Regions from separate parts of the Homo sapiens genome. Here all the other regions are linked to region 2. Evidence: chromatin loops called from intact Hi-C (ENCODE). Cell type or tissue: dorsolateral prefrontal cortex. All regions are shown on one strand.

Evidence for each region. A loop is a pair of places that touch in the nucleus more often than their neighbours do. Peaks named below come from ENCODE experiments on the same cell type or tissue, not always from the same donor. Only the 100,000 strongest peaks of a DNase experiment are listed, where the experiment ranks them.
Region 1: it touches region 2 in a loop (7-fold over the local background); 35 of 110 quality-filtered maps call a loop at or near these places.
Region 3: a loop joins it to region 2, with 5 times the contacts of the local background. A loop is called at or near these places in 12 of 110 quality-filtered maps.

What each region holds. Positions count from the first base shown.
Region 1 is chr5:60,582,725-60,590,724 of GRCh38, reverse strand. No RefSeq gene overlaps it. Among named protein-coding and RNA genes, the nearest start is that of PART1, 99 kb to the right of the region's middle. In dorsolateral prefrontal cortex, a CTCF peak has its summit at 4,228 (motif pointing right); no DNase peak of the experiment used is centred here.
Region 2 is chr5:60,291,375-60,299,374 of GRCh38, reverse strand. It overlaps a transcript of PDE4D not described here. Among named protein-coding and RNA genes, the nearest start is that of PART1, 190 kb to the left of the region's middle. In dorsolateral prefrontal cortex, a CTCF peak has its summit at 3,791; a DNase peak (open chromatin) is centred at 3,774; H3K27ac peaks cover 823 bases.
Region 3 is chr5:60,378,778-60,386,777 of GRCh38, reverse strand. It overlaps a transcript of PDE4D not described here. Among named protein-coding and RNA genes, the nearest start is that of PART1, 100 kb to the left of the region's middle. RefSeq lists an enhancer at 6,781-6,830. In dorsolateral prefrontal cortex, CTCF peaks have their summits at 3,591 and 3,791; no DNase peak of the experiment used is centred here.

The DNA.
Region 1 (8,000 bases), 290 kb before region 2:
AGTTTAACTGTAAGTTATGGACTAAATATTTGTCTCCCCAGAAAACTCATGTGTTGAAATCCTAACCCCCAAAGTGATGGTATTAGGAGATGAGGCCTTTGGGAGGTGATTAGGCCAAGAGAGTAGACCATGAATAGAATGAGTGCCCTTATAAAAGAGAACCCACAGAGCTCTCTTGCCCTCTTTCTATCGTGTGGGGATACAATAAGAAGTCAGTAGTCTACAACATGGAAGAGAGCCCTCACCAGAAATGGACCATGCTCACACCTTGATCTTGGACTTCCAGCCTCCAGGATTATGAGAAATAAATTTCTATTTATAAGCCACCCAGTGTATGGTACTTGTTATAGCAGCCTGAACTGACTAATACACTGTGTATAGAATTCTAGGTTGATAGCTATTTTATTTCCATATACTGCAGTTATGCCTTTGTTAGCTGGCTTCCATTACTGCTGTTTAAAAGTCAGCTGCCACTCTAGATATCACTTCTTTATCAATAATGTGCCCCTTTCTTGGCAGGCTGCTTTTCTCTCTGTCTTTCGTGGTCTTTCATTGATGTTGCTATATCTTGGTGTGTACTTTTTAAATAATTATCCTGCTTGGGATTTCTTGAGCTTCTTGAATCAGAAGTTTGAGGTCTTTTGTCAGTTTAAATATTGCCTTTGTCACAATCTCTCCTCTGCTTTTGAATCTTTAATTAAATATATGTTAGCTCTCACTCTGTCTCTTAATCTCAATGTATGTCTGTATTTTGGTGTTTCTATGCTGCTTTCTGGATAATTTCTTCAGAATGTTCTTATATTTCAGCACTTCTAGTCTCCTGTTCAATTCATATATCCACTATTATGGATTTTACATTCATTTTACTGTCCATTTTACAGCTCAGGAAACTGAGGCTCAGTCAGGTTGTGTAATATCCCTAAGATTACTCAGCTTGCAAGTAAAATAGATGGCAGTCAAAACAAGCACTGTCTAACTGCAAACCCCAGGCTCCTGACTAATGTGTTTCCAGTGAGCAATGTTTTATGGTTTTTAGCACATTTACTTTGGATACTTATGTATAAGCTCATTTGTCATTTTTCAACCTATACTTTAAAAAATTTAAGATCTCAAATTTCTTTTTGATTTGCAGCATTTTCATTGTCTTAACCAGCTTTGCCAAATTCATTTCCAATTTCTTTTGGTCTCTTTCTACAAATATATGCTAAAGATTTTTCATCGAATTTTCCACAAATTCCCACAAAAGATACTGCAACAGTGATGAAAACAAAGTCTTTCTTTGATGCTCTATAGACATAAGCATGTATTTGTTTTATTTTTAGGTATGATTTTTATAGTATTTTTCATTTTTATGTATAATTGCTTTTATTTTTAGGTATGATAAGTCAAAAATGTCATAGGGAGTATCATTGCCCTAAGAGACTCTGGTAAGAAATTTATCAAATGAATGTTCCATACAGAAAATTTTGAAAGAGTACTACAGCAAATTTTCAAGGTTGAAGACACTCTGTATGAGCAGGGTGATGGAATTCAGCCATTTCTCATTTTTATTTCTCACACGTCTTTGTGTTCCTGCATCTGCCTTCAGGGAAGTCGTGTCTGGGAGTCTAGCAAATTTAATAGACATATGGGTCACGACTTAGCACTTATGTTATCCAAGAGTTTGGTTTTGATTCCCACATATAGAAGAGTTTCTGCACATTGTTATAGGAAATATAACTTTTAAAAAGCTGATGTTTGTGAGCTGCTTGTGTACAGGAAGAAGAAACTAAAAATGTCTTATGTTTGGAAAGTCACACAAATCTTAAATCATGATTAAAAGAGGAATCAGTTAAAATGGTCCCTAGTTATATGGGTGTGGCTGTGGTAAATCATTACTTTTACCCTCAAGAACAAAACCCTATATATGTCAAAGACCTAGGGAAAAGTAAGAGTTTTATTACCTATCAAAAATCAGTATTTAGGAGAGATTCAACTGTATTTATATTCATCATCATAGTATTTTGAAGTACTCACTTCAGCATGAAACATAGGAAATTCCAATTTTACAGCATTTGCGATCGTGCGTTTTCTTGCTTAAGACAATATAACCTGCAGAGTGTAATACCTTGACATCACTGGGTCTTCCAAACAAGTTGCCGTAAAACATAAACTATGATTATTGAGTCTTAAAGAAATTATTTGCTCATGGGTACTCAAGTGATTTGAAAGTTGGGATCTAAGACCACGTTAATGAACAGAATTTGCTACTTTGTATCAACTTGGAAATATATTTCTTATTTAATTTTGTAGAACAAATATACTTCCTGGGATAAGTGGAGGATATATTAAGTACCCTCTGATGAATTTTTTCAGTGTCTAGTTAACTTAACGTTTAAATTTTCAATTTGAAGAAATAAACTGGGAACAGTAATGGGACAACAGGGTGCTAACCCAATAAAAAAAGTCACTTTCAGTTTGTTAGTGCATATTTATGTTGCAATGTAAGTTTCATAATTAAGTAGTGAATCTAAGTTAAAATTCTGTTTACAGTTTTTGCAAATTTCACCTTGGAGAATTGTTGAGTGAATTGTTTGCTTCATTTGAGGATGTAGAATAAATTATATTTTCCATAAAATGTCACCAACAGTGCTTATTTCCAAACAAAAAATAATTATGTATGTGGCTAGGTCTACTCACTTTGTAATACCTCTTTTGGGGCTCTTCTGTCAGAACTGAGGACACTTACAGTATCTAGAGCCTTTTCTAGGGAATATAACAAAAGCTTTTCTCCCTCTTCTAGCCCCCACAAATTTTACATCTTGCTGCCAGCGTATCTTTCAAAATAATAACAAGGTAGTCTTCTTGAGTAGTTTATAATGGATTTCTTTCTATGTTTAATAAAGCAAATGAAACTTAATTTTTAAAAAAACTAGAGGACTAAAAATTATTTTCATGAGAACTAAGTAAAATATAATTGATATTTGTATTAGTCCATTCTCATGGTACTATGAAGAAATACCTGAGACTGGGAGATTCATAAAGAGAAGAGGTTTAACTGACTCACAGTTCTGCATGGCTGGGGAGGCCTTAGGAAACTTACAATCATGGTGGAAGGTGAAGCAAACACATCCTTTTTCACAAGGCGACAGGAGAAGAAGCGCCGAGCAAAGGGGGAAAAGCCCCTTATATAACCATCAGATCTTGTGAGAACCCACTATCATGAGAACAGCATGGGGATAACTGCCCCCATGATTTGATTACCTCCCACTGGGCTCCTCTCACGACACGTGGGAATTATGGGAACTACAACTCAAGATGAGATTTGGGTGGGGACACAGCCAACCACATCAATATTTAAAATTGAAGTACTTCAGTTTTGATTAGTGTAGACTAATACAACATGCGAATGTAGAGGCCTTTTGCTCACTCTTCCCACTAAGAACTCAAGACCTTTGAAGGGTCCTGACAACAGACATTTCAGTGATAATTTACCAAGATAGCAGAACTGTTTGTTGCTAAAAATAGTTATGCAGGATAAAATGCAATCTATAATTTTATGAGAACCTGTGATTCTAGTTTACCTCCAATTACTAATATCCATATCTATGTTTGTATATTTTTTAATCAGGTGTGTTTTGGACTCAGAAGTTATTAAAAATTCAGTCAAATGATGGGAGTGATGTTTTGAAGATTAGAATCATGTAGCTGATTCACATGCGTTATTAGACCATGATAAGAAGCACAGAGGAAATATAACAAATGAAATCAGCCTTCTTGCCTACTGATTCTGCATAATTTTAAAAATTAAATTTGGGTTTTTGTCCATATGCAAATTTGTCCTAAAAATTTCCATCTTTTGAAAGCGTTTTGATACTTAGAAAAAAAAATTTAAGACTTTTCTAAATAGAATATACAAGATGGTACAATCTGATTGGATAATAATGCATCAGTGTTCTAAGTTAATAATTGTCTAAGGCAATAATTAACATTTAAAACATGCAGTGACATCATTTCTGAATTTTTTTCTACTTTCTACTTATCAAAATGCCAAATATAATTATACACAATTACTGCTTAAAGATGATGAAGGTTTTGATTTCAGAAAGTTCATCACTCTTACCTTTTCACAGAGAATTTAATTTGATGATCTATTAAGGCACAACAGGTGTCTGATTTAGCATATTTGACTATTTTCACAAGTCACAATCCATCTAACAAGGACAGATGTTCCCAGTAGAGGTCAGTCTTGTGTTGATAGTTATTGTATCATAAAGGAAAAACTAGGGATTTTATGTTTAAGTCCAGTATATTTGATATAGGTAGTAAGCCATTAATTGTGGAAGAAAGAAACTTAAAGATTGGTCATCTTTATTGTAACAAAAATTACTGTGGGTAATATTTTGGGTCCTTTATTACCATATGTTTTCCTCAAAACCCCAGAAAGCTTAACTGCTTGCTAAATACTCCCTAAAAGGAACTTACCAATGGTAGAAATGAACAATTATCTAAACGTAGCAACAGATAATTTGGGATAAATGTCAGATTATTGGATTTGAAACTGAAAATATTTCTTGCAAATTTCAGTTTGAGAAGAGAAACACAGAGGTAGGATAATTTCACGCATCAGCCCCTCACCTTAGCTGTCTTCTCTGCAATATGGGGACAACTGTGCTTGTTCTCTTTCCCTCAGATAAATCTTGTTTTATTCCTCAGACTAATGTTTTGGTCTATAAACCGAGAATTTTATAATAAATGCGGAGATGGCAATCGGAGATAAAGCATATGTTTACAAGTAATGCCTTTGGAGTTGTTGATGCCAAAATACAATAAGCAGTCAAACCAGCATAGCCCAGGAAACATCTTTGAGGTTACTGAGATGATAAATGACTTTACTGCAGGTAGATGGTGTGATGGAAAGAGCAGTGTGTTAGCAGCAGTGGTTCTGCCACCAGATAGCTTGAGGAGGCTTTAATTTCCCACACCTTAAATAAACATAATTAAGTAAACTGTGTTTGCTATGCAAATACAGTCTAAAAGCAAGACTCCTAGTTCCTTCTTTCGAACTAAATTATTACCCAACGGTCCTTCCTATTAGAATTTGTAGCACCAATATTAGTTAGAAATCAGAATATTTGGATTTTAACTTGTGGCACTGCCAGTTGGGCAAGTGACCTTGAGCAAGTCACAACCTCTCTGAGATTTGTCTTTTTCTCAGTAAAGTGAAGGGATTGGATATGGAAGGAACAAACTCCAGTGTTTTCCAGGACAGGAAGATATTAGAAGTTGCTGAGAATGGAGGGGTCAGTGGAGAAATGGAGTGTGCAGACCTTACAATAAGGTATCTGATAGAAACAAAGTGTTGAATGCTCTATGTTGGCCAAACTTATGCTTTATGTAGAGGTGGGCAGACAGATGCAGGTAAGAAAACTGGGAGAGAGGTGCCCAGTTACAAATGCAAAACTTCAACTCTGGTCTTCTGTCCGATGATCTGGAGTTCTTCCCACTTCGCCACACTAAGTCTTGTCGCTGACAGGAGTGTGTGGGCTTGATCTAAGCAAATCTCTGAAAGAGAGGGCTTATATTTGGTTCCCTTTATCCTCCATCTATGCCCCTTCTTTATTTTTTGGGTCCCTTTCTCTTTATCCACTACATCCTTAGTTGTGCTCAGGTGTTTCCTGAGCATGAGCTTTGTAGGCGACACATTTCAGGAGCTGAAACAGCCCAGACCCCACCTCTCTTTTCAGGCTCCCCACTATGATGTTGACATTTGCCCTCCACAGAGCTTATACCAGGCTGCATTATGTTTCTTCATGAAGACTAGTTAGCTAAGCAAGTACTTAGAGCCCTTTCATTCATTCAGTTTATTGTAGAGCCTTAATACTGCAGATGCTAGGCTGGGCAATGATGAAGGGAGAAAGACGGCTTTAACTCTGAAGGAGCCTCAGCCCAATGAGGAAAGCAATATGTCTACGTGTAACTCTAGATGATGAAATCAGACCCCTGTAGTGTGCAGGGTACACAGAGGAGAGATAATTTTTCCAGGGCAGTGGAGGGATATGCAAGGTGTTACTGAGGAGCTAATATTCAAGCTGAACCCTGAAGAATGTGTCCACTAGTGAGGAAGGCAGGGCAGAGGCATTTTCTCAGAGGAAATAGCATGAAATAGGATCTGGTGACAACTAGAAATGACTTACCATTCCATGTGGTCCAGGTAATGCTAATACTTCAATATAAAGTCTGACATGGCTCTCTGTAAAGGACTGAGTAATAAGGGGATTTCATGAACTGTGGCCAGGCAGGCAGCGGACTTATTTTTAAGTAAGGAGTTTTTTGGCACCTGTCAAATAACATCTCCGAGATGGCTTCCTTTACATATTCCAGGTCAGTTGATCCAGATCTCAATGCTCTTTGCAATTTTTGGATTCTTAGTAGGTTGCTGCTACACCATGGTTTCTCTTTCCACATTTTCACAGGGCATTCCTGCATTAGTCTGTACTGATGAGTTTACAATGGTTGCAATAATTGTTGGTGTTGATGAACCTTCCTTGCACTTTATGTAAAAGAGTGATCCTTTTATTGCCAGTTTCTATTTTTCCATCAACAGCCTGATATTCCATGCCTCTGGGTCCATACTGTTCCATTTCATAACATTTAATGAATGTTAGAAGTGGCTCTGCAAATGCATTGCCTTAATCTTGTTGCCTGCAGTGAGATGCTTTTAATATTTTCTCCACATGTGAACTCAGTGTTTTCCTTTAGGTTTTCTTTAATTTCCATGTGGTTAATGTCACTACTGCAGGGAGCCTGGATATTTATAGATTTTTCCCTTTCACTCTATCTTCAATAATTTGCTTTTGCATTCAGTGAACACATCCATCACAATAAATGGTCCTTTTCTCATTTGTATTGACTTGCATTTATATAAACCAGACTTCCTTTTTATAGTATTATCAATGTTCATGGCAATTTTCAGTAGCTTGGGGAGCTGGGTATGAGAGTTGGCACAGAGCTGCAAGTTTTCAAATGACTCATGTCATGATGCCTGGTTTCAAGCTTTATCATTAAGTCAAGACCAAAGTTATATGGGTTTTTTTCCTTAATTGCCTCAATATAAAATGAGAGTATTAAATAAGCATCTCTAAATTATTCCCAATTTCATTAAAATGTTCTTGATTTGATAGCCCTTTTGTGCACTGAAAGATGTAAAATATTCCAATTACATTGTTGACTATTCATAGTCAGTTCAATGTTATAAACTTGTATAGCTCCTAGTAGAAATAAACAGGGAACTGAGTTATATACAGTTCATATTGATCATTCTTAGATGCTATTGCTTTCTGATAGCTCAATTTATTTTAACAGAGTCTACAATGATGTCATTTTAAAATTATTATTTTAATATTTCATTTATATTCTTTTAATATAAGTTAATTTTTTCCTATCACTGTGCATGTCATTGGTTTGCAGATTGTTGGGAAGAATATCACTGGCAGGACTTGTATTGCTGTTCTTTAGGCAAAAGCAAACTGGTCAACCTAATCAAACTTTTTCTAGCTTGTGGAAGGCCTCTCAGAAAATATCTTTCAGAAGTAGCTCTGTGTGCTCAGACCCCTGGAACCAGTCATTCTGCTGCAACAGAGGCCTGTGCTTTCCTATTGCCACCCATTTTCACTGCTCAGTGGCCTCTTCAGATATTAGTGCTATTTCCATAATTCTAGTTGCATATGCTTTTTTGTTTCTTACCTATGCCACTTAAATATTGTGACATTTTGGGAGCACTTAAACATTTACTTCAAAACTTCACATCTTTGTGGTATTTTTCTATAGTAACTTGTGGTTGTTAGAAATGCTGAAAATAAATGGTGCTGGGATAACTGGGTAGTTAAATGTGGAACATTGAAACTGGACCCCTTTCTTTCACCATATAGCAAAATCAACTCAAGATGGATTAAGGATTTAAATATAAAACCTAAAACTATAAGAATCCTAGAAGAAACCCAGGAAATACCCTTCTGGAC
Region 2 (8,000 bases):
TCTTAGTTTTCTATACCTATGAGCCAGTCAATTGGAAGTGAAAGCTGGGTATGCCAAGGAATAACTAAATTCCCTTTACGGTTTCAAAGTTAGAACCTATTTTTCTCTTAAGATTATGGAATTGATTATCCATTACTTTTGGTTTTAAAGGCTGTCTTCAATGGTTTTAGTGACAAGTTGGTCACAGCAGCATTACATGATTTTAGCCAGAAGCTATTTTGAACCTAAAATTCCTATCAGAAGGTTGAAAAAAAACCTAATTTTACTTTTATTTAGAGCTTGTGTGCTAATTATTTGATTTTTAAATTTCCGACTCCACTTGGAATGAAGACACAATCCAGTAGTTAATATTAAAGTATGAACTTTCAATTGTTTCCTTTCTTCCTTTTTTTTGAGATAAGAATCCCTCAAAAGAATAAGTGAAACAGAGACTTCAAAGTTCCGTGGTGACTGTTGAAATATAACAGAATCGCACTGTGTTTGAATTTACTGTGATATATTTCTAATGTCTTATATTTGGTATGTTTCTCTTGTTGTTATTGCTGACACAAACCAAAGAACAAGAATTTCTTTTATGCCACTGATTTGCAAAGGTCGTATAGAAAATGAAGGGTCAGATAATGGATGTTAATCATCCTCATTGATGGATACATTGACAGGAAAACATAATTGAATTGCACATATTAGTGGAAGATAAAAAACCATTTCACAAATCGTTCTTAGTAGAGAAAAAAATGATAGGAGAGCTAAAATTGATGTGAAAAACACAGAAGGAAGTTAAGGGATTAGAGTGGGAGGGAAATTAGTGAATATCTATTTGTGTGCATGATTGCATTTTTGAAATAATTAGTTGCCTAATTTGTGTATCCAAATATAGTAATTGTTTTTCCATAGTCATGACTTAAATATTCTCTGTGTGTAATTTTCAGTTGCATACATTTTTTTGCAGAATCAAATTGCAGAGGAATACATTCATTTGAAATTTCTCTAGGGATGTGTTTATAACCCATTTTGGAAAGAGTAGAAAGATTTTTTTTCTCTTCCAAATGGCTATGAAGGTGGATAACTTCTCTGATCTTTTAGTAAACACTTTTATGTTAGTTGAATGGTATGCAGTTAGTCATAAACAGGAGAGATTGAGGAAAAATAACATGCTTAATGCAAATAAATTTTCTGTACCTGATAAGTTAATTGGAATTTTTTCCTGTAATCTTTTTTTTTTTTATTTTTCTGGTAGATGCTTGTTGATTTAAGGTAAGATAGAAAAGAATCATCAAACTATATGTAAACCACAGCCAAATGATGAATTCATAGTTTTTGCTCAAGTAGAGGGATTATCTGAAAGTACAAAAAGAATTTGATAATTGAGAAATACATTATTTTGAATGCACATTTGAAGTAGCTAAAAATTCTACGCCACAGCTGAATGCACTGGCAGTTTGTTAATCACATCCATAAACATGAGTCTTCTACAATTGGAGTGGGCCCCACACTTGGAACATCTTGAAGATGTTTCTTCTTTGGCTGTGCTAAATTAAGCATGCAAAGAAGTTATATTGTGTTAACATTTCCACAATGAAATCTTATTGGCACTTCCTGTATAAGTGGCTGGGAATAGAAATTCTCATTTATGAATCAAAACACTTTGCCTTTTTATTTGGAGGTCAACCTACTAACCTTTGGTTATAGGATAATACCAGCAATTTTATTATAAAGTGTATTTCAGTAATTGGAACTGTGTTTTGATTATACAATTGGATAGAATGTATAATAAAATGAAATGAAAGAAATTTCTCCCAGAAGATTGAGTTAAAAATGTTTTGGTGATGAAATTGAGATGATGTCCAGATTTATAGCATGTTTGGTAACCATAACATACTTCTCGATATATTGAATTCCATGTAAATGCTTATTTCTTCAAACCCTTTAAATTTCAGAGTATTTTCTCCCTTCTGTTATTAATCAGTTCTATTCATAGTGGATCTTAGAAAATTATCCAGTGATTAATATTTCTCCATATTTGTAGCTTTCATTACTTTATATTTCTGTTTTTGCCTAGGCTCCTTGTTACCAGCCTGTTCTAATGTCACAAAACTTGGCAAACCCTACCCAAGAAGGGTAAGGTTTAGTATCTATGAATTTTGAAAATACTTGATGAGAAAAGTTGCTTTTAAATTATTTTGAATCTTATTAATACCAAAAATATTTGAAAAAGAGAAGCAGGTACATTTTTCCAATATTCAAATTTCATTCAATGTATAAATACTCAAACCTTTTTTTATAAATTATACTTTAAGTTCTGGGATACATGGGCAGAACGTGCAGGCTTGTTACATAGGTATACATGTGCCATGGTGGTTTGCTGCACCCATCAACCCATCATCTACATTAGGTATTTCTCCTAATGCCATCCCTCCCCTTGCCCCCCACCTCCCGACAGGCCCTGGTGTGTGATGTTCCCCTCCCTGTGCCCATATGTTCTCACTGTTCAACTCCCACTTATGAGTGAGAACATGTGGTGTTTGGTTTTCTGTTCCTGTATTAGTTTGCTGAGAATGATGGTTTCCAGCTTCATCCATGTCCCTGCAAAGGACATGAACTCATTCTTTTTTATGGTGGCGTAGTATTCCATGGTATATGTGCCACATTTTCTTTATCCAGTCTAATATTGATGGGCATTTGGGTTGGTTCTAAATCTTTGCTGTTGTGAAAAGTGCTGCAATAAACATATACGTGCATGTGTCTTTTGCAATAGCATGAGGGAAGGAGATTGGAAAACATTGACTCATTGTACAATTTAAATACGCCAACTTTGTCAACTTTTATTACAACTGGAAAGCACTTATGGTACTTATTAGAAAGAAAGTGTGTGTGGATACGTATGTGTGTAAAAATATGGCTCTTCTTAAAAGGAGGCTTACCCAGTCATTTTTTTTTGAATAATAGCTGCATTGGAGGTAAGAAGGTACCTCAAGACATTTTCTCTAATTGTGCAGGAAAAAACAAATAAAGGAGATGAAGACTAGGCTGCTGTCATTCTGTGCCATCTCTGACATCTATGGAAAGCCTAGAGGCCCAAGAATACTTCCTCCCCAGGGTGCTATTGCAGTATCTTCAGGGTCCTGAGTCTGAATGTTCCTATTTTATGTAAGCATTGTACCCAGAAGAATGGGTCAGAACCTCTCCTATGGTCTGAATGTTTGTGTCCCTCCAAAATTCATATGTTGAAGTCCTCACCTCCAAGGTGATTGTATTAGGAGTTGAGGCCTCTAGGGGGTGTTTAGGTGATCCTCATGAATAGGACTGGTGCTCTTATAAAAGAGGCCCTAGGGATCTCCGTTAACTCTTCCACCATGTGAGGACACCGTGAGAAGGTGCCATCTATGATGAAGCTGGCCCTTATTAGACATCAAATTCTCTGGTTCCTTGATCTTGGACTTCCCAGTCTACAGAATGTGAGAAATAAATTACTGTTGTTTATAAGCCATTGTGTTTGTGGCATTTTGTTTATGGCAGCCCAGGTGGACTAAGACAGCCTTTTAATAGGCAAGGGGATCTAAAGACATAGGTGAACCAAGCAAGTCAGTCTGCAGCTCAGAAAACTCAAGTCCCCATTCAGGCAGCTGCCTGATGATGTTAGCTGTAATCTCCTGTGTTTGTGCCTGACTTGCTGCCTCAGTTTAGCTCAGTGGTTCTCAACTGGGGGCAACTTTGACCATAGGGACATTAGGCAACGTCTGGAGACATTGTCACAGCTAGAGGAAGGGTGCTACTGCCATCTAGTTGGTAGAAGCCAGGGTTGCTGCTAAACATCCTGCAGTGCACGGGACAGCACCTCCTCCCATCCCAGCAAGGAGTCATCTGTAGGAATATTTGATAAAAGCCATCTACATAAAAGCCCAACAGCTCACATCATAATTAAAGATGAAAGACTGCTTTTCCCATAAGATTGGGAACAAGGTAGTAATGACTGTTCTCAAATCTCTATTCAACATTTTACTGAAGGTCTTAGCAACAGTGCAAGAAGAATAATTAAAACTCATACAATTTGCAAAGCAAGAAGTAAAGCAGCTTTTATTCACGTATGACATAAACAGATACTTAAATAACCATAAGGAATAGCTTCCATAAAGGGGACTTGAACCAATAAGTGAGTTTAGAAAGGTCTCAGTATCTCAGTCAATACAAATTTAATCATGTTTATAAATACAATGGACAATTAAAACTAAATATTTAAACATTTCATTTCTTATAATGCCAGAAAATAGAAAATACTTAGTAGCAAATTTAATGAAATATGTGCACAATTCTTATACTGAAAACTATAATTTACCAAGATAAATTTAAGAAGACTTCAATAAATGGAGAGATATACTTTGCTCATTGATCAGAAGACTCAATAACAATTTAGGATATTAATTTTTCCTGAATTAATCTATATATTCAAATTTATCTTAATCTTCATCACAATGGCTTTTATTTTATAGGAATTGACAAGCTTATTCTAAAATTTATATGGGAGAGTAAAGAAGGTAGAATAGTCAGAATAATCTTGAAAAACAACAGCAATTCTACCTGACTCTATAAAATATAGTTGTATTATAACTGTAAAAATACAGTTGTATTAAAGATTATGAGGTTTTGACATAAGGATAGACAAATAAATGAAGGAAATAAAAGAGTCCAGAAATAGACACACATTTATAAAGTAAATTGATTTTTTTCAAGACACCAAAGCAATTAAATAAAGGAATGGAGAGGCTTATTTATAAATGAAATTGGAATAAATTGATATCCATATGGGAAAAAAATAAATTTTCACTCCCTAAATTCACACCTCAGACAAAAATCAATTCAAGATGGATTGGAGACCTAAAAGCAAAGGTAAAACTCTGATACTTCAAGAACAGAACATGACAGGATTCAGAAAATTATAACCCTCAAAATTGGTAAATTAGACTGCTCATCAAAAGACATACGTAAATGAGTAAGAGAGCCACTAACAGGACAAAAATATTTGTAAAACATATCTGACAAAGGACTTTAATCAATATCACATAAAGCACATCTACATTAATAAGATAAAGACCAAAGAAAATAGCTCAATAAAAATGGGCAAAGCATTTCAAGGGACACTTTACAAAAGTAAATATACAAATGGCCAATGAACACAGTAAAGAGTGCTCCACATCTTTAGGCTTCAGCTAAATGCATTTACAACCACAAAGAAATACCACCACACATCCACTAGAAAGGACAAAATTAAAAAGGTTGAAAACACCAAATACTGGTGAGGAGTTAGAACCACTGAACTCTTACACTTGTTGATAGGAAAATTAAATGTTGTAACTACTTTGAAAAATGTTTTGCAGATAATAAAATGTTACTTTCACCTACCCTTTGACCTAGCAATTCCACTCCTATTGTTTACCCAGAAGCAAATTTTATGTTACACATAAAAAATTATATCATACATAAATACTTGTTAAAATATTCATAAACCCACATATTCATAAACCCACATATTAATCAAAAGAGAATCAATAAACAAATTTTGTCACAGTTATACAATGGAGTATTACTCCGCAACAAAAATGAATGAACTACTGATACCTGCAACAAAATGAGTGACTCTCACAGACAAAATGCTGAGTCAAGGAATCGAGACAAAAAGGAATACATGTGGTATGATTCCATTTCTAGGAAGTTCTAGAACAAAACTTAGGTTAGAAAAAGGGAAAAAGGTTAGCCTCTGAAAGGGAAGACTGACCAGAGAGATGAGAGAACTTTCTAGGGAGATGGAAATGTTCTGTATCATAAGGATGTGGGTTACATCTTTTTTTTGTTTGTTTGTTTGTTTTGAGACAGAGTCTCGCTCTGTTACCCAGGCTGGAGTGCAGTGGCGCCGTCTCTGCTCACTGCAACCTCCGCCTCTCAGGTTCAAGCGATTCTCCTGCCTCAGCCTCCCGAGTAGCTGGGACTATAGGCGTGTGCCACCATGCTAGGCGAATTTTTTGTATTTTTAGTAGAGATGGGGTTTCACCGTGTTAGCCAGGATGGTCTTGATCTCCTGACCTTGTGATCGCCTCCCAAAATGCTGGGATTACAGGCATGAGTGCCCGGCCGCGTTACATCTTTTTAAGTATTTTAAGTAAATTGGTAGTCAGTGTTCAGGAATCCTTCTAATGACTCTTCAACAGGGGTGGCTTATGAAATAGTTCATCAATTTTTTTTTCTGATAAGGGGAGGTTGAGGCAGGAGGATTGCTTGAACTTGGGGGGGCAGAGGTTTCAGTGAGCCGAGATCATAACACTTCACTCTAGCGTGGGTGAAAGAGTGAAACTGTCTCAAAAAAAAAAGGGGGGAATTTACACTCTTGAAAATAAATATTTCATAAGGAAACTTTAGAGTTCTCCAATATACATGATCAAACAAGGACCTGTTACCATTTTGGACCATGTCATAATAGAGAGGAGATAGTTCAAAATTAGTCATATGTTCCAACAACAACATGATTATGGAAACTAGTCTTAGAATTGAGAGTAATTGAAGTTTTTGTTTTTACTGGTATTAATAAATGGTATTACTCAATTCGTTGACAGTACCAGTCTCTGCAATATCTTTTGTTGGGGAAGGGGGAGAGGACCTGTTCGTCTAATTAGAAACACATCTACATTTTAAGAATAAAATATTTTACATATACTTTTTGTTATTAAATCTGCAAACTCTAGAATTGGAAGAAATAGCCTTCATAACTCTTCACTGCAAAAGTTATGAATGTTTGATAGAATTAATTAAAGCATTCAGTAGAATTAGACTTGTTTGGAAGGACTGTAGGATCTTTGGCAAGAAGTGTGTTTTATATTGTTTCAGATGTATACCATTTTCTCTTAAGGTTTACAAGTTAATCAATAAAGATTCTTGGCAGAGCTAAGTACAAAAGAACAATATGTATTTCGCATACCAAATGGATCTAAGTCTTAAGTGTTATTTGATGTCTCGAAATGTTTGGCTTTCAACTTTGTTTAAATGAATAGTGTGTATACAGTGAAGACAGGCTTTACTTAGCCATGCCTAGACCCTCTGTGGATTCTCTCATAATCCTCAGTTATTGTAAACCATACTTAGTGAGACCAAAAGGATATTTTGTTTTGGCTGCATGGTATTATTGGAAAACGGTAAAAATTTTATTCTTTAAATAATGTGTTTTTCTATTCAGAAAAATAATGTCTATAGAGATAGTTATTTCAAAATGTAGTTTTCAATATGCACTTGTGGGTATGAACATGAACAAACACATGCAGACACACAGAGTCTGACGTTATATCTAGAATGTTGAATCCTACTTTTCTACTTAACAGGAATGTTTCCCTATGTAACGAAAAAGTCTGTATAATGTGTCTCTATTATGTGTATTATATGAATTATATATCCTAATTTACTTAACCATTCTTTTATTGTATTGGTCATTTTCCCATATTGCATACAAATTATTAGGGAACATCTGTGTGCAAACATTTTTATTTACATTTTGGATTATTTACTTAGAATAGATTCCCGGAAGTGAAACTACCAGGTCAAAGGCTTTTCCCAATTTATTTTTCAAAAAGAAATTCCCACTGTATTCTATACAAGTATGCTTGTCTCACTGCCCAGTTGCTAGCCTTACATGGTTTTTTTTTTAATTTTGTTTTTTATAAATAGAATCTCATTGTTTTAGTTTGTATCTTTTGGATTACTAGTGAGTTTGAAATTTAAAAACCTGTCTTTTCAGGCCTTTGTCTTTTAGGGTTTTTAGGATTTTCTTAACGATTAGCATCATCTCTTCTCTAAAAACGTTATATTTGTTCGTTATATTGTAATAGGTTTTTTTTTGCTTTTAGCTATTAAGCTTTTAATTATATACTTGATTTTTAATTTAGAAAAGTAAAATTTTCTTCAATGGAGTTCTTTTTTAAATTGAATTCTTTGACATTTTTATTATTTTGTTCAAAGAACCC
Region 3 (8,000 bases), 87 kb before region 2:
AGATATACAGTTCATTACTTCTTTCTCCTTTTTCATCCTCTTTTGTCTCCAGGAAGTTCCCAGAATCCGAATTTAATCATTATTCAGGTTTGGGTATATTTGCATATAAATGCATTGCTTGTGATGGATCCAGTGAAAGTTCATGCGCAGGGCTGCCCCTGCCCAATGCTGCACTGGCTTTCTGCCCATCAGTGCTGGAGCTGGCAGAACCCCCCTGCAGAGGAACGGAAGCAAGTGACCTAGAGGGGCCTGCAAAGAGTCTTAGGAGGGCAATTACAACACGTGTTTCTTCCTTTTAGGAGTATCTAATTGGGTTCAATGTGAAGGCAGCTCACTGTCAGGCACATAGAAGAGACTCTGAGTTAGAGAGGTTGAAATGTGGTCACAAAATATCCATGAATGTATTAAATCCATAAGGATTTATTAGGGGCTCTTAAGCATTTGATTCCCTTTAAGGAAATCACTGCTAATAAAGAGGCACACAGCTTGAGAAGCTGAAGCAGAGTGAAAAAAATTGATTTATAGCTCATAGGTAGAGAAAGCAAAATTCCTAATTAGTCATTTTTTTTTAAAGCACGTACTAAAGGGAAAATTACTATATATTTTTTTCCAAAGTTTCCTTGGTCTGGCTGTTGTTTGCCATTTTAATTACAGATTTATTATTTATTTTGTATAATATATAACTCAGGAATTATTATTATTTAATTTTTCCTCTTTTTTTTGCATTGGGCTTGGTGCTGGGGAAACAGAGACAAATTATGCAGAGTCCTTTCTTGTTGGGAATTCACACTCTGGCAGCCTGGTGTAGCCATGTGCACAAACAACTACTGTGCAATTTGATGAGAGAGACAGAAGGCAGGGCAGTGGCACAGGTGGAAGTGCCCAGCTAGGGTACAAGGAATTGAGGGAAGGCTCTTGAGAGAGAAAGAGATCTGAGAGCTGTATCTTCCTAAAAAGTTGGTGTATTCCAGGTAGATGAAAATAGGATTGGGAGACAGAGGTGGACATTCTGAGAAGGGGGAGTAGTAAGTACAAAACAGAGGTGGCAATAGCATTATGGACTTGGGGACCGTTAGTAGGTTGATAGGATTATAGCACATAAATATTAGACCAGAAAGACTGAGAAATGATGCTGGAGAAGAAAGTAGGACACAGGTCATGGAATGACTTGCAGGCTGCACCAGAGGCACTTGGATTTTATGAGAGCCTTGGAAGGTTTCTGTGGCAAGTGTTGCCAGTGCCCCTCTCATATTCCCTTGGCAGTCACTGTTACTGTACAAGACAACAGCTACAAGTCTCAGAGACTACAAGTTTGCAAGACTGTAATGAGGCAGGCCCAAAGCACCAGAAGTTAACATCCTTGAGAGCATCGCTCAGACAATGATGCATGAATAGCTCAGATTCTTCACCCCTGGTGAGGATGAGTCTGCAGCAGGTTTTGTATAATATCTTGGAGGTTCCCGGTGACATTGAGTCTCACCTGATCACAGCAGTTGTCTGGTCATTTACACACCAGTATTGTTCCTTCCCATACTTGCCATTCTTCCATACCCTCCTACATTTTGCTTCCTGGAATCCCTTCTCGAAAAACTACTCATGCTTAAATTCTTAGCTCAGGCTCTACTTCTGGTGGAATCCAATCTGGGACAGGTTTTTGGCTTGTGGAGGAACAGTGGCAATGAAGGCGGAGTCTGGATGATTTTCATGAGAATGCAAGAGAGAGTGGAAGACTCTGGTTCAATTTAGAAAGCACAGTTCGTTGCAATTATGGCCAAGCTGTATGTATTCTGGGAGACAGGGAAGGACTTTTCGATGATTCAAGGTTTAGGTTTGTTGACTGGTGGGATCCATTAAGCAAAATAAGGAATACAAGAAGAGGAATAGGATTTTTGGTGAAATGTGTGGGATTTGGATTTGATTATGCTGAATTTGAGGTATTTCCATGGACAGTGTAGGCATTGGGGAAGAGGACTAGTTGCGACACCCCAGTTTGGAAGCTGAGCATCAGCCCCTGAGTAGTAGTAGAAGAAGTGGGTGTGGCTGTGGTCACTCAAGCTGAGTGTGGGGATGGGGAGTAGGAAGAACCCAACAGAAACAAACTTCTGGGAGTACCAACCTTTAACAATCAAATAGATGAGGAGGAACTTGCTACAGTGAAGGAGTGATCTGTAGCACCAGGCAAGGGCCAGGGGAGTGATGTCGTAGAAGCCAAGAAAGGAAATCATGTCAGGAGGAGAGAGGAAGCAAACAGAGTCAAAGACTGCAGAGAGGCTTGGCAAGGTCAGACTTCAGGCTCCCATTGGATTTGGAAGTTGAGTGGTCATTGTTTATTTAAGAAGTTCATACTAATTTGGATCAATTAGAAAAGTAGTAGAGATTACCTCCACTTAAGACATTTAGTTTTATTACTTGAAAACTAGGCTAACCAATAATTGCCTAGGACAGGGATTGCTTTAATGAATAGGTAAGAATAATTTCTAATTATAGGGTGGCATGATTTGCGTTACCATACTGAAAAATGCTGCCCCTCTATTTGTATGATTTGTATGAAGTTCAGTACTTGGAAAGCTTCAAGTTTGTTCACCTAATTAGGTAAGGGTTTTTCTTTTAAGCTAGTTGCTGTTTTTTAGTTTCAAGTTGGTCCCTATTTCTGTTTGAATTATCACAGGTTTCAATTTTATGTTGCCAAAAGATAAGATTTAATACCATAGCTGATGCCCCTTTGAATTTTGAATAACAATTCTATTTTCTTTATACTATTTAGTTATTTGTGGTTAAGAATCTGGTCTGTAGAGTTAGACTGCTTAGCTATTACAGTAGCTTCAACACTTACTCTTTAAGATCCCTGGGTAGGTACTGTGCTTCTCTGTGCCTTGATTTCCTCATCTGTAAAATGGAGAGAATACAACTTTTTTTCAGAAGTTAATTCTTAGTACCAAATGAGCTAATTCATATAATGTATTTAAAGGCATTTTAAATGGCACAGAGTAAATGATCAGCACATTTTAGCGTTAGAAATATTTGTTAGTATTTTTTCTATTTATAATTTGTTACTATTACTAAAAACTGGGAGGCAGAATAGTATAAAGTGATAATGATTGAACTATAAAACAGATTAGGGTTCTGCTCTCAAATTTTCCGCCAACTCTCTGAACTGGGACAAGTCCATTCACCTCTCTGAGTTCACATTCTTCACCTATAAAAGAGGGAGGTTAGAATAGAACATCTTTCAAGCCAGCCTTAGTTTTAATATTCTGGGAAGCACACCTTTTGCTTGGAAGTAGCTGATTTACACAGTAGTCTTAGCTGTAGTGTGTTTTCCCCTAAGGGAAAGATAAATGGGCTAAAAGGAGAAATGGAAGGCATTTCCATTAGGCAATTGCTTTCTGGAAAGTACAACTAATGTTTTGGTTGGTTTATTTTCATAGAATTCATTTCTTGGGCTAAAACATAAATCAGTTACTATATTCAGAGGGCTTATCATTTCTTTTTTGAGTATACTTATGGTTGGAAAAATTCCAAGTGTTTTTCATTTTTTTGCCCTGTTTTTTCATACCTTTTACAGAAAAATAATTGTTTTTAGTGCATTCATTTCATTTGCTAATGTTATAATCTGTACAAAACAGCCCACCTAATTATTCTTTTAGATGTTAAACATGACACATGTAAATAAAATGATAATTATAGAATGTGGTGTTTTCTTGTATCTTACATTTTTTAGATCTGAAAATTGGTCCCTGTTCTTATTCTGCATGTACTCCAGTGAAACTTTCCCTTGATGAGTTATTTTTCATGCGCACACATGGGGGAGCTTTTGAGACACTAGTTTGAATGTTACACTTTGAAGACTTTCTCAACAACTTGACCCTAAGATGATGGACTGGAACTCTTCATTGAAGGAAGTGTAGCAGGGTGCAACTGGCTGTAGAACTGACTTCCCTAGCGCTCACTGTCTCATATGCAGCCCTAGAACCAATTCATAAATCTCTTTGAAAGATAGCCATAAACATGTATTCTCTCACACAAAAGAGTAGGGCTAAGAAAATGAAAACGAAAAGTGAAGGCAGATCCAGTATTTTCTAAAACTTCAGTAAGAAGTACCTGAGGTCATAAACTTGGGGGGCTGCCTCTTCCGGTGAAATGGGGGAAGTCAGCCAGAAACTCTGATTTTGACAGCAACATTATTTAAAGGAGTTTCTGAAATGATCAAACATGTTCTTCCATAGAAGAATAAAAGTCTAAAAGCACATGAGAATATTTTTAAAAAATCACCTCTGGAGGAAGCAGAAACAAAAGTGAGTGGCTTGAGTTGAGTCCGATGCTCTTGGTGTCTAGCTCTGTTTGCCATTTAAAGAAAATGCAGAAAAATAGAAATGTGTTAAGTGAAATGAAACCCCATAGGACCTTGACTGACTTTATTGTTATCTTTCTTTTGACCCTAATTTTTGGGGTAGCTAAAACCGCAAATAAACATATAGAAATAGACCTGGTGTTAGCCACATAGATACATGAAGTAGCATCAGGAATGACTGGGGCTTTTCTCTGCCCCAGTTTATTTGGAAATAACTCCAAACTATTTCATATATAAATATATATATATTTCAATGCTTATCATAATTACATCTGAATATTTTGCTCATAAGACAAACTTCTAAATGCCCTTAAAATGAGGCTTCAATGAGGAAATAAATACAGCTGATTTTAAAATGTTATTTAGTATCAAGAAAAAACTCTTTAGCAAATATTTCCTGTGAAAAGTATACAGTATAACTAGCTTAATATATAAAATTAAACAGAATCTTTCATGATGAATTGAAAATAGGTAAAATTTGTTTTCCTTCTCATTGTTTTTTCATATGTAGACAGCCAAGTTTCATCCTTCACAGTTTGTGTTCAACTCCTTGCTGTTTTTTTCTCTAATCTTTTCCTCAGTGCCTTATTCATTCTCATGGTTTTAACCATTAACTATATTCCCATTCTGGGCTTTCATCACAGATTCCAGTTGTACATTTTCTATTGCCCATTGGATGTTCCTACCTGGATATGGAAGTCAAATTGAATGTCAGCTACCAAATTTACCTTCCATCCTCCACTTGCTTCCTCGGCTTCTTTCTTTACCCACCCTCCCAGCTCACCAGTTCCTTCTGACTTTCCCGTATCTGTTCACTAAACTACCATTTTCTGAATCACCTGGCCTTGGAAATTTGGTGTCATCTTTGACATTAACCTGTCTCATGTACACTACTGTATCAGGGGTTCCCAAGGCCACCCTCAGACTTGCTAAAAGGATGCATGGGACTCAGAAAAGTTGTTATAGTCACAATTATGTTTTACTTAGTGAAAGAATACAGACTAAAATCTGAAAAGCAAAAGATATGTGGGGAAAAGTCCAGGAGAAATTAGGTGCAAGCTTCTAAAAGTTTTTTTCCAGTAGAATTGCACAGATGCACTTAATTCTGCAAGCAATACCGTGTGACATATGCAAAGTGTTGTCAACCAGGGAAACACTTGAGCTTTGATGTTTTTAATGGAGGCCAGCCACATAGTCATGCAGCACCTGTATGACTTACCTCAGCTACTCAGACTTCAGCTCCTCAGAGAAGGAACAGGCAGCCATCATGCATCACATTGTTAGCATAAACTATCTGATCAAACTGGTACCACATGCTCCAAGGCCTGAGGCATACAACACTCTTACCAGGCAGAATATACCTGTGGCTCAAGGCTTACTCTCAGGAGCTGGCCTAAGTTCAGTCTTGAAGAGAGGTTTTTCTTGGGCATGTGCAGGGCTTGAGCCACCTAGATTTGCTGAGTTAATCTTACTACACATGCACGAAAAATCACCAAGCTTTGTTGGTTACTGGGAAAATTCAGAGCACATACTGTGGTGTTAGATATGTGTTTGAGTTCTGCCTTTGAGACGATTAAATGAGATGTGATTAACATACTGCTGGACACATAAATACTAAGTGATGTCGATTTCTCGTTGTTGTGATTTTTATTATCTCTGCCCTTTTCTATCCAATATCACTTCTTATGTTTAGCCTAAGACCTTATTGTGTTCACCTTCAAGGTGCACTAGCTTCCCATATCAGTGAACTTAGGATGTTACGCTGCGCTAACAAACAATCTCCAAATTGGTATCACTTGCTAAAACAAGAGAGTTATTTCTTGATGCTGCCGTTTGTCTATTATGAGTTGACTGCAGCTCTGCTCCAAAGTATAATCATTCTGGGACCCCGACTGAAGGAACAGCCCTGATCGGGACATTGGGGCAAAAAGAAAAGAGCGTATTATAGAACCATAAAATGGCTCTTAAAATTTTGCTTGAAAGTGGTGCATATACTATGTATTCCCATTTTATTGTCTAAAGTAAGTGACACATCCCAGCCTGAGGTTATTGGATTAGGGATGTATACTATTCCCTTGGAATGTTTGAGCAGTAATATAATCTATCAACTTCCTAGCTAGCCTCTGTGTTAAATGATCATTAGAGTATCTAAAGAGGCTGGAAGCAGAGAGGCCAGCTAGGATACACTAATCTATCCTGCTGACCATCACTAAGTTCACATCCTCAAAGTTCAGTGTTGACAAACCATTTCTGTTCTCTATAACTGCCGTATCATGGTCTTCTCTTGATTAGTCACGTAAGCTCATTTTTAAGCTCAATCACCCATGACTTTCCTATACGCAAGTGAAACCATAAAATTAACCAGCATCGGGCACATTTTATCTTAGCACCTTTTATACCTTTGCTCATACTTTCACTGAGATTGAGGGCTCTTTTTTGAAGATAGTTACCATTTCATTCACCTTTGAATTCTCCAGAGCCCAGGTACCTTACCTGTGGTCATGGCTGAAACATGTAATCAATTAATGTAAGAAGAAGTATTGTCCCAGTGTTTCAAAGAAATCCAGGTGCTATTCAATGACAGTGAGACGTCAGGCCAAGGGGGTGAAGGGAGGCTGAAACCCAGTCCATGCTTTGCTCACAAGCCAAGTCCTGAGATGGGATGAGGAGAAAGAGGTGTCTTTTTCTAATCTCATTAAAGCACTGAGTAGTGTGGTGGGGGCTTTTCTTCTGGGGTTTTGTTTACTAAAAGACTTCCTACAAAGAACCTGTAGGCCCCACAAAGATCATATGCATGGACATTATTGTAGGGCAGCAGGAGAAAAATGCTATTTTGGTTCTGCTTTCTAGAAATTTTCAAGTGCTGGGCTACCAAGTCAACTAGCTCCTCTGCATCCTTTAGATGTCTGTGGCTGAGGACAGCTTCATGAGATTGGGTCCTCAGAGCTGCTTTGCACTTCCCAAGAATAGACCTGTGGACCATGTCCTTTTTGTCCACCCAAGTTTTATTTATTTTTGGGACAGCACCTCTTTTACCAGAGAAAGTAACTCTTGCGGCTAAAAATATACCGGAAATAAGAATGAAGAAAAGTAACTGGATCAGCTATACTTGGTAAAAATACCTAAAGCTCTGTTTCATGAAAGTGTTTCTAAAAATAAAAACTAGTCCCTGGCAATGCAGCAAATAGCCAAAACGACTTCTTTGGTTGATTGGTTTTAATGTTTTTTTTTTTTTCTTTTCCTGGTTACAGTTTTAAAAACTGCTCCACAAGAAATTTCTTCCAAATTCAGTGCCAATAGGGAGCATTGCCTATTAGCAGGCACACAATAGTTAAGAGCAGAAAGGCATGCAATAGGGCTTTGATTGTCCAAGGCAGGGTAACCATGTATGTAGGACCTTTATTGCTGCCTGGGAGGTGCTTCAGTGTGGGGAGTAAATGCTCAGTCAAATTTGGCATAACAGCTTTAAAGCAAGTGGAACCACTGTGCATGTTGTCAGCAACATACTGCTTTCTTTCTTTCTTTCTTTCTCTCTCTCTCTCTCTTTCTTTCTTTCTTTTTCTTTTTAGTTTTTGAGTCGGAGTGTCGCTCTGTCGCCCAGGCTGGAGTGCAGTGGTGCTCTCTAGGCTCACTGCAATCTCTGCCTTCC